2 separate regions of the Homo sapiens genome follow, and region 2 is linked to region 1. A link is a contact called in ENCODE Hi-C or POLR2A ChIA-PET data. All regions are on one chromosome and are shown on one strand. Each heading gives the region's core, a stretch centred on a gene start or an enhancer-like site at or near the end of the contact. The rest is flanking DNA. Distances are from core to core; before and after follow the strand shown.

What was found. A loop is a pair of places that touch in the nucleus more often than their neighbours do. ChIA-PET counts read pairs that join two places held with the same protein, here RNA polymerase II (POLR2A). Pooled maps may share reads with other maps.
Region 2: a loop to region 1 is called in a map with no recorded cell type, with 11 times the contacts of the local background. The contact joins the enhancer-like site here to the promoter of BICD1 in region 1. A Hi-C loop is called at or near these places in 3 of 37 single-sample maps with no recorded cell type and 9 of 50 pooled maps. POLR2A ChIA-PET finds 5 or more read pairs at or near these places in 2 of 52 experiments (HEK293 and PC-9).

Annotation. Positions count from the first base shown.
Region 1 is chr12:32,102,465-32,109,839 of GRCh38, forward strand. It overlaps BICD1 (BICD cargo adaptor 1), which reads left to right and starts at 4,383. Exons shown (of 10, transcript NM_001714.4): 1 at 4,383-5,080. The coding sequence starts at 4,868. It overlaps BICD1-AS1 (BICD1 antisense RNA 1), which reads right to left and starts at 4,998. Exons shown (of 3, transcript NR_185992.1): 1 at 4,930-4,998; 2 at 2,212-2,309; 3 at 1,653-1,826. RefSeq lists a silencer at 3,906-4,385 and enhancers at 4,746-4,825, 5,353-5,990.
Region 2 is chr12:31,892,056-31,899,430 of GRCh38, forward strand. It overlaps the pseudogene RPLP2P4. Among named protein-coding and RNA genes, the nearest start is that of LINC02422, 8.5 kb to the left of the region's middle. RefSeq lists a silencer at 3,927-4,026. Within about 2 kb of position 4,641, at least 18 of the 41 ENCODE cell types and tissues checked have a DNase peak (open chromatin) inside an H3K27ac peak, as active enhancers do.

The sequences.
Region 1 (7,375 bases), core at 3,133-5,632:
CTGACTTGCAAGGCAAGTATAATTCCCGCCTATCTCTCTGATGTTGCCTGACTTCTTGATATAGTCTTAGGCCATTTCCCTTGAGCTTCTTAATCCTCAGCCTCTTTCATTTTTTTTTTTTTTTATTTGTTTTTGAGACAGGGTCTTGCTCTGTCACCCAGGCTGGAGTGCAGTGGCACGATCATGGCTCACTGTAGCCTTCACTGCCAGGCTCATGGGATCGTCCCACCTCAGCCTCCCAAGTAGCTGGGACTACAGGTATGCACCACCATGCTCGTTCGATTAAAATTTTTTTTTTTTTTAGTAGAAATGGGGTCTTGGTATGTTGCCCAGGCTGGTCTCGAACTCCTGAGCTCACATAATCCTCCTACCTTGGCCTCCCAGAGTGCTGAGATTACAGGCATGAGCCACTGCACCCAGCAGCCTCTCAGATTTTTATTCTTTGCACTCAACAAGCTCTTTTCTGCCTTTGGCTTTTACACATTATTTCCTTTCCCTGAAAAGCTTCTCCCCCACATTTTGTATATCCGACTCCTTTTTGTTCCTCATAGATAATAAAATGAATATCACTTCTTCAGAGAGATCTCTACTGATTATCTTTTTTTCTTCTTTCTACCTAAATTTTATCCTTGTTTTTCTTTTAAAACTTTTAAAAAGCACATATAAAATGCTTATGTGTGTGATACTATTCTATTCACAACAATCTCATAATTAGATTATATTATTATCTCCTTTTTAGATATGACACAACTGAGAAACACACAGCTAGTAAGTGGCAAAGTTGGATATGACCCAAGTAGACTAGCTTGTGCTTTTTTTTTTTGCTTTTTTTCTTTTCTTTTTTTTGAGACGGAGTCTCACTCTGTCACTTGGGCTAGAGTGCAGTGGCGGATCTCTGCTCACTCCAACCTCCAACTCCCGAATTCAAGTGATTCTCCTGCCTCAGCCTCCCGAGTAGCTGGGATTACAGGCGCCCACCACCACACCCAGCTAATTTTTGTATTTTTAGTAGAGATGGGGTTTCACCATGTTGGTCGGGCTGGTCTCGAACTCCTGACCTCAGATGATCCGCCCACCTCGGCCTCCCAAAGTACTGGGACTACAGGTGTAAGCCACCGAGCCTGGCCTTTTTTTCTTTTCTTTTGGTGAGTCTTGCTTTGTCACCAGGCTAGAGCACAGTGGCACAATCAGTACATTGCAGCCTTAATCTCTTGGGTTCAAGCCATCATACTGCCTCAGCCTCCTAAGTATTGGGGACCACAGGCATGTATTACCATGCCCAGCTAGTATTTTTTAATTTTTTGTAGCCATGAGGTCTCGCTATGTTGCCCAGGCTGGTCTTGAACTGCTGGCCTCAAGTGACCCTTCTGCCTCAGCCTCCCAAAGTGCTAGGATTACCAGTATGAGCCACCACACCCAGCCTAGGAATGCTTTAAGAAATTATTTTCTATATACCTGTCATTGATATATATGCAATACATATGGCATATACGAAAAAAGAGGGAACTGTAACTATGCAGTACTGGAACAGCATGGTGTATAGGAAAATAAATTTGGCTGGGCATGGTGGCTCACATCTGTAATCCCAGAACTTTGGGAGGCCAGGGTGGGAGGATCACTTGATCCCAGGAGTTTGAGACCAGCCTGGGCAACATAGACAGACCCTGTCTCTACAAAAATTTAAAAAATTAGCTGAGTGTGGTGGTATTCATCTGTAGTTCCAGCTACTCAGGAGGCTGAGGTGGGAGGATCGCTTGAGTCCAGGAGGTTGAGGCTGCAGGGAGTCATGATCATGCCACTCCACTCCAGCCTAAGTGATGGAGACCCTGTCTCAGAAAAAAAGAGAAAAAAAACAAGAAAATAAGTTTATCTTCTTTACGTTAAATACCAACATTTAAGGATCAAAGTTCAACTAAGCAACATCTTAAAGTGTCAGAGTGTGCAAGACATGCCTGAAATCAGACAAAAGTGACAAGTGACAAAAGTGTATCAATCAGAAAAACGGGGCAGGATAGAGCATAGGGGCTGGACCACAATGGAAATTTAGCAAAAAGGAAAGTCACAGAGGCAAACTCTGTTCTTAGTTTGATCCAAAGGAGAGGGAGGCACAGGCAATCTAGTGCGAGTCTTATGATCCCTTTGGAAGGCCTATGCTTACAGTTTGTAGAGTGAGGAACAGCCAGAGGCTTCCTGGGAAGGCAGGTTAGCTACCTGCAATTGCAGGTTCCATCTCTTTTCAGCAGTTCATCATCATTCATCAACGTGTCAGAGGTCAGATGCCACGGGAGCACACAGGAGGGGCTTCCCACCTGGAGTGCGAGATAAGGAAAGATGGGTCGGATGTTGTAGTCATTATCATCCGCTTCTCTACAAGGCTGGAATTTATGGTGGCTGCACATTTGGAATGTTTTCTCCTTTTATTTATTTATTTTTAGATCAGACAATCACAAGAGAATATTCTTTTGTTTTATTTTTAGATCAGACAATCACATGAGAATATTCTGTTGTGATCGCTGGCGTTTAGAAGGAAACTTGTCTGGTTTGTGAAGCAATGGAAAACACATCCAGACAGCCTGCTAGTGGAAACTTTGGAAGGGCACTGTCATATGCTTTTTCTCCCACGCCATCAACAAGTGTCCTTTTTTTTTTTTTTTTTTGAGATGGAGTCTCTGTTGCCTAGGCTGGAGTATAGTGGTGCCATCTGTACCCTCCACCTCCTGGATTCAAGCAATTCTCCTGCCTCAGCCTCCCAAGTAGCTGGGATCACAGGCGTGCACCACCATACCTGGCTAATTTTTGTATTTTTAGTAGAGATGGGATTTCACCATGTGGGCCAGGCTAGTCTTGAACTCCGGACCTCAAATGATCCATCCACTTCTGCCTCCCAAAGTGCTGGGATTATAGGCGTGAGCCACTGTGCCCGGTCAACAATCATCTTTTTTTTTTTTTTTTTTTTTTTTACCAGGTACACAATGATGGGAGAGTTGAGTCCTGCTTTCTAACTTAGAAAACGCATGTGTGTTCATCACCTGGTCACTGAGAAACAGCTCTGGAATAGGTGCCATGCAGAAGAAGAGAGGGAACTGGAAAGACCCACTGATCTGTGGGTCTCACAGCCTCCCGTTACACAGAAATTGCTTCTTTTCTCTCATGTTGCGTTCTTCCTCTTGATTCTCGACCCTTCTCCACTCTTTCATTTACTCCACTCTTACTTTGCTTTCACCTCCTTTTGTAACCGTTCATCATCACTCTTCATATGGATTAATGTGATTATCTTAAAAGCATGTAATATGTAGTTGCTGGGTTTGTATGAGTAATGAGTGAACCTGAAGCCAACATAATGATCCCGTTTAGTGCTCCCGAGTTAAGATTCCAGAGTTGCCTGACTTTGGACAAATCACATCTCCCTTTGCCTTTCACCCCCTGTAAACTGAGGATAATGGCTCTTACCTCAAAGCATTGTTAGGATTGGAGAGAACGCATGTTACATACTTAGAAGAATGCTTGGTATGGGTCTCAAGAACTCTTAGCTCTTATTGTTTAAAAAATGCTTATTACAGGGCATCGTTGGTATCTTATATAGGGAATTTCAAGCAGTTTTCCTTTATTGAAGACACAGAGTAAGGTGCTTTGATGGAAACTATTGGGGCAAGATATACAGTACCTAGCTAGAGGTTTCCTGGGTGCATGTATTGTGGAGATATTTTTTTTCTGAGTGGATAGCGCTCTTGTGATACGCTGGGTGAGGGCGAGCAATATTTAGCGGACTGTCCTGTGAGGATAGTAAGGTTATCTGGTGAGAGTGTTAGGTGGCCCAGGCCAGACTTGGGAGAGGCAGGGAGAGAGGGGGACGACGGAGGAGGGCGCCTTGGGGTGCGTCTTGAAAGCTTTGGGAAACCCAGCGGTCTTTTGGGGGCAGGTGGCCCAAAAAGCCTTCTGCGCGCCCAGGGGACGAGGAGGATGCGCGGACCGCGACCGCGATAGTTTTGTTTGCTTTTCTCGGGAGAAAGCGTTCCAGGCAGTTTCCTGAGCTTCGGCCCTCGACGTAGCAAAAGAGCCCGGGCGCCCACGCCGCTCTCGGGGTCTTCTACTGCCACCGGGACAAAGCCCTGGGAGGAGCTCCCGCCCCCGCGAGCCGGACAGGGCGGAGGCTCCCCCGCCGCGCGCGCCCCACCGCTTCCCAGTCCCAGACCCGTCGCCTGCGCCTCCTCCTGGCGCGCCTCACGGTGCAGCGGGCGGCGGCCCGCGCGCCCGGCGGGAGGCGCCTCGGGATGTTTCCGTCTGGTCCTTCCCTCCGCCCCCCGCGCTGACTCCATCCGCTCCCCGCCCCCTGCTCGGAGCCGCCGCCACGCGGGAAGGGAGGGAGCCGGCCCCGAGACTGCATCATTCCGCACCGGCTGCTGCAGGGCCAGAGGGAGCAGGTGGAGCGAGAGAGCGAGCCGCGAGCCGGAGCGCGCCAGACCCAGGGCGAGACTGCAGTGACGCGGCCCGGGAGACATGGCGGACGGGCGTCTCTGAATAAGCAGAATCCGGAGCCCCTCGCTACCCGCGGCCGCCGCAGCCCGGGCCATGCCGCACGGCTGCTGACCGCACGCAGGGGCCGGCCCCGAGGACACATGCGGCGGCCTTTGCCGCCTCGCCCCTGACCCTCTGCCCTGTTCTCCATGTTGCATTTCTCGTCAGTTTCTCGGGCGGTGTAGCTGCCGCTGCCACCAGAGCCGGCGGGGCATCGCGCTGCTCATTCATCCGGCCGCACTTTCTTTTCCGTTTCCACCCATCCCTTCCCATTTCCTTCTCCCTTTCCCCGCCAGCTTCGCATCCATCTCCCCCACCCCGTAACCCCCTCCTGCCTCCATCCACCGGGGCTATGGCCGCAGAAGAGGTATTGCAGACGGTGGACCATTATAAGACTGAGATAGAGAGGCTAACCAAGGAGCTCACGGAGACCACCCACGAGAAGATCCAGGCTGCCGAGTACGGGCTGGTGGTGCTGGAGGAGAAGCTGACCCTCAAACAGCAGTATGATGAACTGGAGGCTGAGTACGACAGCCTCAAACAGGAGCTGGAGCAGCTCAAAGAGGTGAGTTGCCTGTCACCTCTCCCTTTCCTGGCCCTCACTCCCCCCACCCGCAAGGCCCACTCATCATGATCAAGAAGTCATAAAGGAGGTGATTGAAAGGACTGTTTTTTCTTCTAGGGCCCTTTGTTGGTAAGAGAAGATTGAAAGAGTCCATTGTTTCCTCCCCCAAGAGAAAAATTGCCTAAGAAATGAATATATAAGCTGGAATTTGGGAGGCAATGGCTGTTTGGCCTGCGGGGGAGGGAGATTAGTAAGAGTCATCAAGTCTCAGCACTCTAAGACGACATTCAAGTGGGTTGGAATGTATAAATCAAACTTCTCAAAACCGCTGTTATCTCAAACCCAGGTTTCAGCGACAATTTCGTAGTCCACAAAAGTGATGAGGTTTGTGCCTGAGGACCCACAATTTCAGGATTTAGACTGTGTGGCACCTCAGCTTTCCTCTGGATGTAACCACTCCTTGGTGAGAGAGGGAACTCCTCACCAATCCCATTTGACAAAGGCTAGGCAATCTTCATTCTGCTTGGCTTTAGTCATTCTTGTCATTGGGCTGCAGAAGAAAAACAACTTTGCTGGGTGATCCCACTGCCTTGATTTCACCTCGGAGCGAGGCTGGGCCATGTCCAAGTCTTATGAGGTCACCCTGACTAGAAAAAATTGAACTCACCTACAAATAGTCTGAAAGAGTGGTGTATATCAAATACGTGGGTAGTGTTGCATTTCAAATGAGGCTCTTCTGGTTGAAATGATATATTTATAAAACCAGAATATCAAAAATGGGTGATGTATAATGTCTCTTTAGTTTTTTGGTATTTGGCCTCTTTTAAAGCCTGTCGGATGTATGGGAGAAAACAATGAACGTGCTTTGATTTCCTATCAGTCACTCTTAAGAACATACATATTGTTTAAGTAACTCGGTCTTTTTTATCTGATTCTTGAGGCACTATGGGTAGCAAATAACCACTTACAAATTTAAATGTAATATACACTCCTTTTCTGTGTGTCAAGTCCTTATTTTTAGGTGCATATTGACATTTAAATGTTAATTATTGTTTGGCATATAATATCAAAAATCTATTATTTATTTTATGCTGTTACAGTTAAAAGATGTGATTTATGACATACTGAATCAACTTGCCTTCCAATTTAGTGTGTAATATGGTAAGCATTTATACTTTTAGATATGTCTTATTTTTATTTGGATGCCTGTCTACCAAAAAATAAATGTACTACCTATGATTAAAAATCCCAACTAGGAATCTAATTTTTGTGTGTCAGGCTGTAAATTTCTGGTTCCTATTTTACTTACCATGTACCTGTCTGGTCTTAACAACAGCTGGACTTGTTTATATTTTCCAACTTAGATTAGGCTGACATGTTTAAATGCAGTGATGCTAAACCTTGTGAAGTGAGGAAGCAGGATGATGACTGTCATTCTCAGAGATGTTTTGATATTGTCTATACCTATCAACACTGCTTTGCCAAGATAGGGAAGTGCAAACCAGAAAGTGGTAAGCCATCACCTTCTTGATAAAGGAGATGGACTTAATTTAATGAAATGTACCTCTTACTGACTTTGCTGCTTGATTTAAACAATCCTTCTAGGGATATTTCTGTCATTGCACTTACCTTGCATAGCAAACCTTAATGCAATTGTGTTTTGCCTTTGCTACACCATGAGCTTTGCATCCCAAGTCTTTAACACAAAAGCTAGCACACAGTGGGCATGAAATATTTTATGAAAGAATCAGTTTGTACTAGAAGAAGGCACACTTTTATCAAGGGTTCACTAGTCAATATTGATTAGTGTTAGATAAATACTAAGAAAATTAGGATGTATAGGAAGTGACAGATGTTAATAAAACTACCTGTATTAGTTTCACCAGCAGTAATGAGAAAAATGTGAAAAAAACGTTTTGTAGGAATAATGTAACTGTGGTTTCTTAATACAGAATAATGCAAATACCAACTAAAATTTTTTCTATAAATATTTTAATATATATTTTGTTCTATATAGCAGGAGGTTAATAAAAATTTACCAGCATTATTTTTACTAAACGATTCTTGTTCATATATTTATTTTCAGTTGCATTTAGCATAAGTGAAATTCGAGATTCCTAAAAAACTGGTTTATACAGTTATATAAAAATGTATTTTAGGTAATAAAATTATTATAGTTGATTATTTGATAGTGAGGCCTATTATTTTTATTCTTTAAACATAGAATATACTTTAGTTGGAAATATAACTTAAATGAGTTAAATTGATTTCAAGTAACATTTCTTGTATGAAAAG
Region 2 (7,375 bases), core at 3,391-5,890, 210 kb before region 1:
ATTAAGAAATATTTGCCACTTCATCAGTTATAAGACAAAAAAAATTTTTTTTTAAATTTTAAGACATACTTAAATTGAGTGATAATGAATGATATGGTTGGGTCTGTGTCCCTGCCCAAATCTCATGACAAATTGTAATCCCCAATGTTGGAGGCGGGGTCTGGTGGGAAATGATTGGATCTTGTACGCAAATTTCCCCTTTGGTGCTGTTCTCGTGATAGTGAGTGGATTATCAGGAGATCTGGTTGTTTAAAAGTGTGTAGCACCTCCCCACTCTCTCTATTCCTCGTGCTCTGGCCCTGTAAGACGTGCCTGCTTCTCTTTTGTCTTTCACCATGATTGAAAGTTTCCTGAGGCCTCCCCAGCATGCTTCCTGTACAGCCTGTGGAACCGTGAGCCAATTAAGCCTCTTTTATTTAAAAATTACCCAGTTTCCAGTGGCACACACCTGTAATCCCAGAACTTTGGGAAGCTGAGGTGGGTGGATCACCTGAGGTCAGGAGTTCAAGGCCAGCCTGACCAACATGGAAAAACCCCGTCTCTACTAAAAATACAAAATTAGCCAGGCATAGTGGCGCATGCCTGTAATCCCAGCTACTTGGGATGCTGAGGCAGGAGAATTGTTTGAACTCTGGAGGCAGAGGTTGTGGTGAGCCAAGATCGTGCCACTGCACTCCAGCCTGGTCAACAAGAGCAAAACTCCGTTTCAAAAAAAAAAAAAAAGAAAAATTACCCAGTTTCAGGTATTTCTTTATAGTAGTGCAAGAATGGACTAATACAATGAAAACACCAAACATCAGGCTGGGTGTGGTGGCTCATGCTTGCAATCTCAGCACTTTGGGAGCCTGAGGTGGGAGGATCACTTGAGGCCAGGAGTTCAAGACCAGCCTGGGCAATATAGTGAGACCCAATTGCTACAAAAAAAATTAAAATTAGCTGGGTGTGGTGGCAAGCACTTGTATTCTCAGCTACTTGGGAGGTTGAGGCAGGCAGGAGGAGCACTTGAGCCCATGAATTTGAGATTGCAGTGAGTATGATAGTACCACTGCACTCCAGCCTGGGCAACACAGCAAGACCCTGTCTCAAAAAAAAGACAGTTCTAAAAAATGAACATAAGGTATAAACACCAACATTCAACATGTACACACACACACACACACACACACACACACACACACGCAGTTGGCCCTCTGTATTTGTGGGTTCCACATCTGGGGATTCAACCAACCACAGATAAAAAATATTTGGAAACTAAAAATTCCACCCTGCGCTTCTGGACCTCAGCACCAGCCCCAGGGCTGCTCTAGGGGCCACATGGCTGAAGGGAGCGCAAGGAGCTACCAGAGGCAGAATGAAGAGACTGAAGCAATGACAGCCACTTATTTTGAGGAATTACGTGTCATTGATGACTATGCCAAAACATTTTGTATTAGAATTAGTGATGATATTGATTACCCCAAATGGACACTTTGCTCATAGGTGATGCTACTGAATTAATATACAGGTACAGCTCCACCTACTTATTAGTAGGTAAGACTCTTGGCTTAAAGGACAAGAATGTGCAGATTTATCAAATGGGCTTGAGAAAATACAATTCAGAATATTGGTGAAAGTATTCTTTACCTGTGGGTGGAGAAAATAAGAGATGCTCGGCCACGCGCAGTGGCTCATGCCTGTAATCCCAGCACTTTGGGAGGCCGAGGTGGACGGATCACGAGGTCAGGAGATAGAGACCATCCTGGATAAGATGGTGAAACCCCATCTCTACTAAAAATACAAAAAATTAGCCAGGCGTGGTGGCACGCACTTGTAATCCCAGCTACTCAGGAGGCTGAGGCAGGAGAATCGCTTGAACCCGGGAGGCAGAAGTTGCAGTGAGCAGAGATCGAGCCGCTGCACTCCAGCCTGGGCAACAGAGGGAGAAAAAAAAAAAAAAAACAACTCTAGGGGAATGGAAATACCTGATTTCCATTCCATTTCATTGAGACACTCACACTGTTAAAGGAATATTGCCTTTTTTTTCTTTTTTCTTTTTTGATTATATAAATAGAGATGCGTCTCATTATGTTGCCCAGGCTGGTCTTAAATACTGGGACTCAAGTGATCCTCCCACCTCAGCCTCACAAAGTGTTGGGATTACAGGCATGAGCCTTTGTGCCTGACCCATTTTTTGTTTTGTTTTGTTTTGAGACAGAATCTTGCTCTGTTACCTAGGCTGGAGTGTAGTGGCGCGATCTCAGCTCACTGCAACCTCTGCCTCCTGGGTTCAAGCAATTCTCCTGCCTCAGCCTCCCAGGTAGCTGGGACTACAGATGCCTGCCACCACATCTGGTTAATTTTTTGTATTTTTAGTAGAGATGGCATTTCACCATTTTGCCCAGGCTGGTCTTGAACTCCTGACCTCAGGTGGTCCACCTGCCTCCAGCCTCCCAAAGCACTGAGATTACAGGCATGAGCCACCGTGCCTGGCCCTGTCTGGCCTTTTTACTGCTTTTTATGGCTTATTGAAATAGCTTGTATTAGTCCTTTCTCATACTACTCTCATACTAAGAACACATCCAAGACTGGGTAATTTAGAAAGGAAAGAAGTTTAACTGACTCACAGTTCAGCATGGCTGAGGAGGCCTTAGGAAACTGATGATCATGGTGGAAAGGGAAGCAAACATGTTCTTCTTCACAGGGCAGCAGGAAGGAGAATGAGGGTCAAGTGAAGCAGCAAGCTCCTTATAAAACTATCAAATCTCGTGAGAACTTACTATCACAACAATAGCATGGGAGAAACTGCCACCATGATTCAATTACATCCCACCGGGTCCCTTACACAACATGTGGGGACTATGGGAACTAAAATTCAAGATGAGATTTGGGTGCAGCCACAGCCAAACCCTATAATTCTGCCCCTGGCCCCTCTCAAATCTCCTGTCTTCACATTTCTTTTTTCTTTTTTTTTTTTTTTTTTTTTTTTTTTGAGATAGAGTCTCACTCTGTCACCAGGCTGGATTGCAGTGGCACAAGCTTGGCTCACTGCAACCTCCACCTCCTGGGTTCTAGCCATTCTCCTGCCTCAGCCTCTGCAGTAACTGGGACTACAGGCGCATGCCACCACACATGGCTAATTATTGTATTTTTAGTAGAGACGGGGTTTCACCATGTTGGCCAGGATGGTCTCGAACTCCTGACCTCAGGTGATCTGCCTGCCTCAGCCTCCCGAATGCTGGGATTACAGGCATGAGCCACACTGCACCTGGCCGATGATAAACCTTTGAAAGCTAAAAAGCAAAGAGATGATTGCAGACTAACTCAGAAGAACTGAGAAAGCTGAATTATGTGGCAACAGTAGAGAAAAATTGAAAACAGAAATGATTATATTGTAGAATCACAAACAGACCCAGATCTTCTACCTGCTCTCATGCTGCTGGATGACTGTTTCTCCCTAGTTTCAGCAGAAGTTGGAGTCTGTGGACTGGGAAACATCAAGTACAGCTGAGAGCTTTGATACCAAACAAAAATGGAGGTTTACACAATCACATGCTTGCTGATTGCTAAGCCCCTGCCTCCTGCCTCACAGCCTTCATCAATCATTTAGTGCCCAAACCATGTCAGCCAGATCTTTACCCTCTAGGAAGGGGATTGTCACACCTTTCTCTCAGGAATCAAAGCAGCCCAAGAGGAAAGAAGAGAAACTGATAAGATTACCCAACAAATAAATGGCCCTACAGTAAACTCAGAAATACAAGAGCTCTCCATATACTGCAAACTTCCAATCAGCTGTAGTCCTTCATTCCTCATCGTAAGAAACCAAAAATTACCAGAACTCTAAAGTAAGCCTCTATCATGCAAGACAAAAAGCACACAAGCAGGGAAAGCACCTTGGAGAAACAGAATACTATGTGGATGAAAGAAAACTAACTCATGTTCAGTCAAAGCTTCTCATAAAAGACCAGGTGCCGGTTGGGCGCGGTGGCTCCCTCACTCACTTTGGGAGGCCGAGGGAGGTGTATCACAAGGTCAAGAGATCGAGACCATCCTGGCTAACATGGTAAAACCCCATCTCTACTGAAAATACAAAAATTAGCTGGGCATGGTGGCGGTCGCCTGTAGTCCCAGCTACTCAGGAGGCTGAGGCAGGAGAATCACTTGAACTCAGGGGGTGCAGGTTACAGTGAGCCGAGAGCGCCACTGCATTCCAGCCTGGGTGACAGAGCGAGACTCCATCTCAAAAAAATAAATAAATAAAAGACCAGGCCCGGTGGCTTACACCTGTAATCCTAGCACTTTAGGAGGCTGAGGCGGGCGGATCACTTGAGGTCAGGAGTTTGAGATCAGCCTGGCCAACATGGTGAAACCCCGTCGGAGTGAGACTCTGTCTCAAAAAAAAAGAAAGTTTCTCATAAAAGAGCAGCAAAGAAATCTGTTATGGTTAAAACATAGAACAAACAAATAACAAATAACAATAACTAAGGAAGCTTAGTTTATTAGAAATGTGCCAGGCAAGGGAGATAGTGAGCAAATGGAGTCAGTCAAATGGACGCCGAGTAGCTTTAACATTTGAGTTTTATACAGTTTCACTGAGGAGGCGTTAGCCAAAGGATGCTTTTAGGGCGGGGATAACAAGAGTTGGGGGAGGGGCAGGAAGGAAGGGTAGAGTTAGGGCAGGAAAGAATTGGTCAAAAGTTGCAAAGTTGAGTCACTGACTGTGTCGATAGGCTAGGCAAGGCTGTCTGTGAAAAAGTCTGTGGTTTTGTTTCCTGAACACCTGGGTCCAAGCTGAGCTGTTGCTGACATAGTTTATCTGTCTTGCAAATTGTGGTCTCTGTACTGTTTTTCAAGTTGTGGTTTCTGTAGTTTTCCATTTCTCAGTCTTGAGAAAGATAAGATAAGAAAAGATACTGCATTCTGAAAACAAGAACAAGATGTTATTTTGTAAAAAGAGGAACATTCAGAGAACAAGAAGAAATTTTAGACGTTAAAGACATGATAAGAAATGAACATTTTAATGAAGAATTGAAAGATAAAATTGAGGAAATTACACAGAAAGCGTGGCAAAAAGACAAGGAGATAGGAAATGAGAGAAAAAAGGTAAGAAAATTTATGAAATCTATGAAGTTCAGCAGCCAAATAATAGAATTTCCAGGAAGAGTAAAACAGAGGGGAAGAAATCAACAATGAAATAGTTCAGGCTGGGCGTGGTGGCTCACACCTGAAATCCTAGCACTTTGGGAGGCTGAGGCGGGCGGATTGCCTGAGCTCAGGAGTTCAAGACCAGCCTGGGCAACACAGTGAAACCATGTCTCTACTAAAATACAAAAAATTAGCTGGGTGTGGTGGCATGCACCTGTAGTCGCAGCTACTTGGGAGGCTGAGGCAGAAGAATCGCTTGAACCCAGGAGGCGGAGGTTGCAGTGAGCTGAGACTGGGCCGCTGCACTCCAGCCTGGGCAACAGGGCGAGACTCCATCTCCAAAAAAAAAAAAAAAAGAAATAGTTGAAGAAACACACTCAGAATAGAAGAACCAAATTGAAAGTGTCCATCATAATAGATGAAAATTGTCCTGCACTAAAGCATATGATTGTGAAATGTAAAATATCTAGGACAAACAGGAGATTCTCAGGCTTCCAGAAGGGGTAGAAGGGTGGCACAAAAGGGTGGTGGGGGAGTCGGAATTGGATTGGGTTTCTCAGCAGCAACACAGGAATAAGAAAAGAAACAAACTAAAAGAGGAAGGTGTGGCTTTCTTTTCCTCCGGGACACAGAAGGTCGTCCTTCCTACCTACTGGCTGCCCTCGGGGGCAACCCCTTGCCCAGCACCAAGGACGTCAAGAAGATCCTGTACAATATAAGCAATAAGGCCAATGGCAACCAGTGCAGCAAGATCATCAGTGAGCTGAATGGAAAAAACATTAAAGGTGTCATTGCCCAGGGTATTGGCAAGTTGCCATTGTGCTCTCCCACAAGGCTGTGGCCGCCTCTGCTGCCCCGGCTCTGTAGCTCCTGCTGCTGGCCCTGCCCCTACTACAAAGAAGAAGAAACATGAGAAGAAGGAGTCCCAAGAGTCACATGGTGACATATGATTTGACTTCCTGCTCCCCTGCCAATTCCCCTGGAAAGAAAGAAAGAAGGGAGGGAGGGAAGGAGGGAGAGGAAGGGGAGTGGGGGAGGGGAGGGGAGGGAAAGGGAAGGGAATAGAAGAAACAGGAGAGACGCAAAGTGATGGCGAAGGAAAATCACAGGATCAAAAACAGCAAATGTAGAAAGCAACTGATCCGGACTGGGAGAGGCATAACTCAAAAGACAGGCATGTTGGGGATTTGTTATCCACCATTTAAAAAGATAAAGCCATTCTTAGCCCATGGGTCATACAAAAACAGGCTGCAGGTCAGTTTTCTGACCCCGATCTAGTCAATAAAAAAGAAACAGGATGAACTGACACTAATTTCTGGAAAGAAGGAAGGAAGGAGGAAAGGAGGCAGGAAGGAAAAAAAAGAAGAAAGGGGCCAGGCGTGGTGTCTCACCCTTGTAATCCCAGCACTTTGAAAGGCCAAGGCGGGTTGATCACGTGAGGTCAGGAGTTTGAGACCAGCCTGGGTAACATGGTGAAACCCCGTCTCTACTAAAAATACAAAAATTAGCCGGGCATGGTAGTGCACCCCTGTAGTCCCAACTACTCGGGAGGCTGAGGCAGGAAAAACACTTGAACCCGGGAGTCAGAGGTTGCAGTGAGCCTGGATGGTACCACTGCATTCCAGCCTGGGTGACAGCAAGACTCCGTCTCAAAAAAAAAAAAAAAAGAAGTAAGAAGTAAGGAAAGAACAAAGGAAGGAAGGAAGCAAGAAGGAAAGAAAAAGAAAGAAAAAGAAGAAAGGAAGAAAAGAAAGAAGAAAGAAAAGAAAGAAGAAAGAAAAGAAAGAGAAAGAAAGAAGAAAAGAAAGGAAGGAAGGAAGGAAGGAGGCTAGGTAGAGGTGTGACCCTGGTATTGATAAAGAGATAGGGGAGTGGTCAAAGGCATTTCCCTACATCATACTGTAAGGAAAATTCCTGGGTGAGCCCACAGAAACGACAGGTTAATCCAAATTATAAACTGAGTAATCTCATTGTAGAGCCTTTGCATAAATCCAGGATACCTAGTTATCCAATAGTCTCCCTGGCCAGATTGCCAAAGCTTTCGCTGCTCTGGGTCTTCTTCCTCATTGTAGTCCCTGTCATCAGGGTTTCCACAGCACTCAACTCATTCTCCAAGCTTTGACTGCAGTATTCTTCAGGATACATCATCAATCATCTTCCCTCTGCCTTGACATGGTGCTTGGCACTGTGACCCTTGACACAATGTTAAGTGCCTTGACATATTGCTACACTCCCCAAATAAGACTTACTTCAA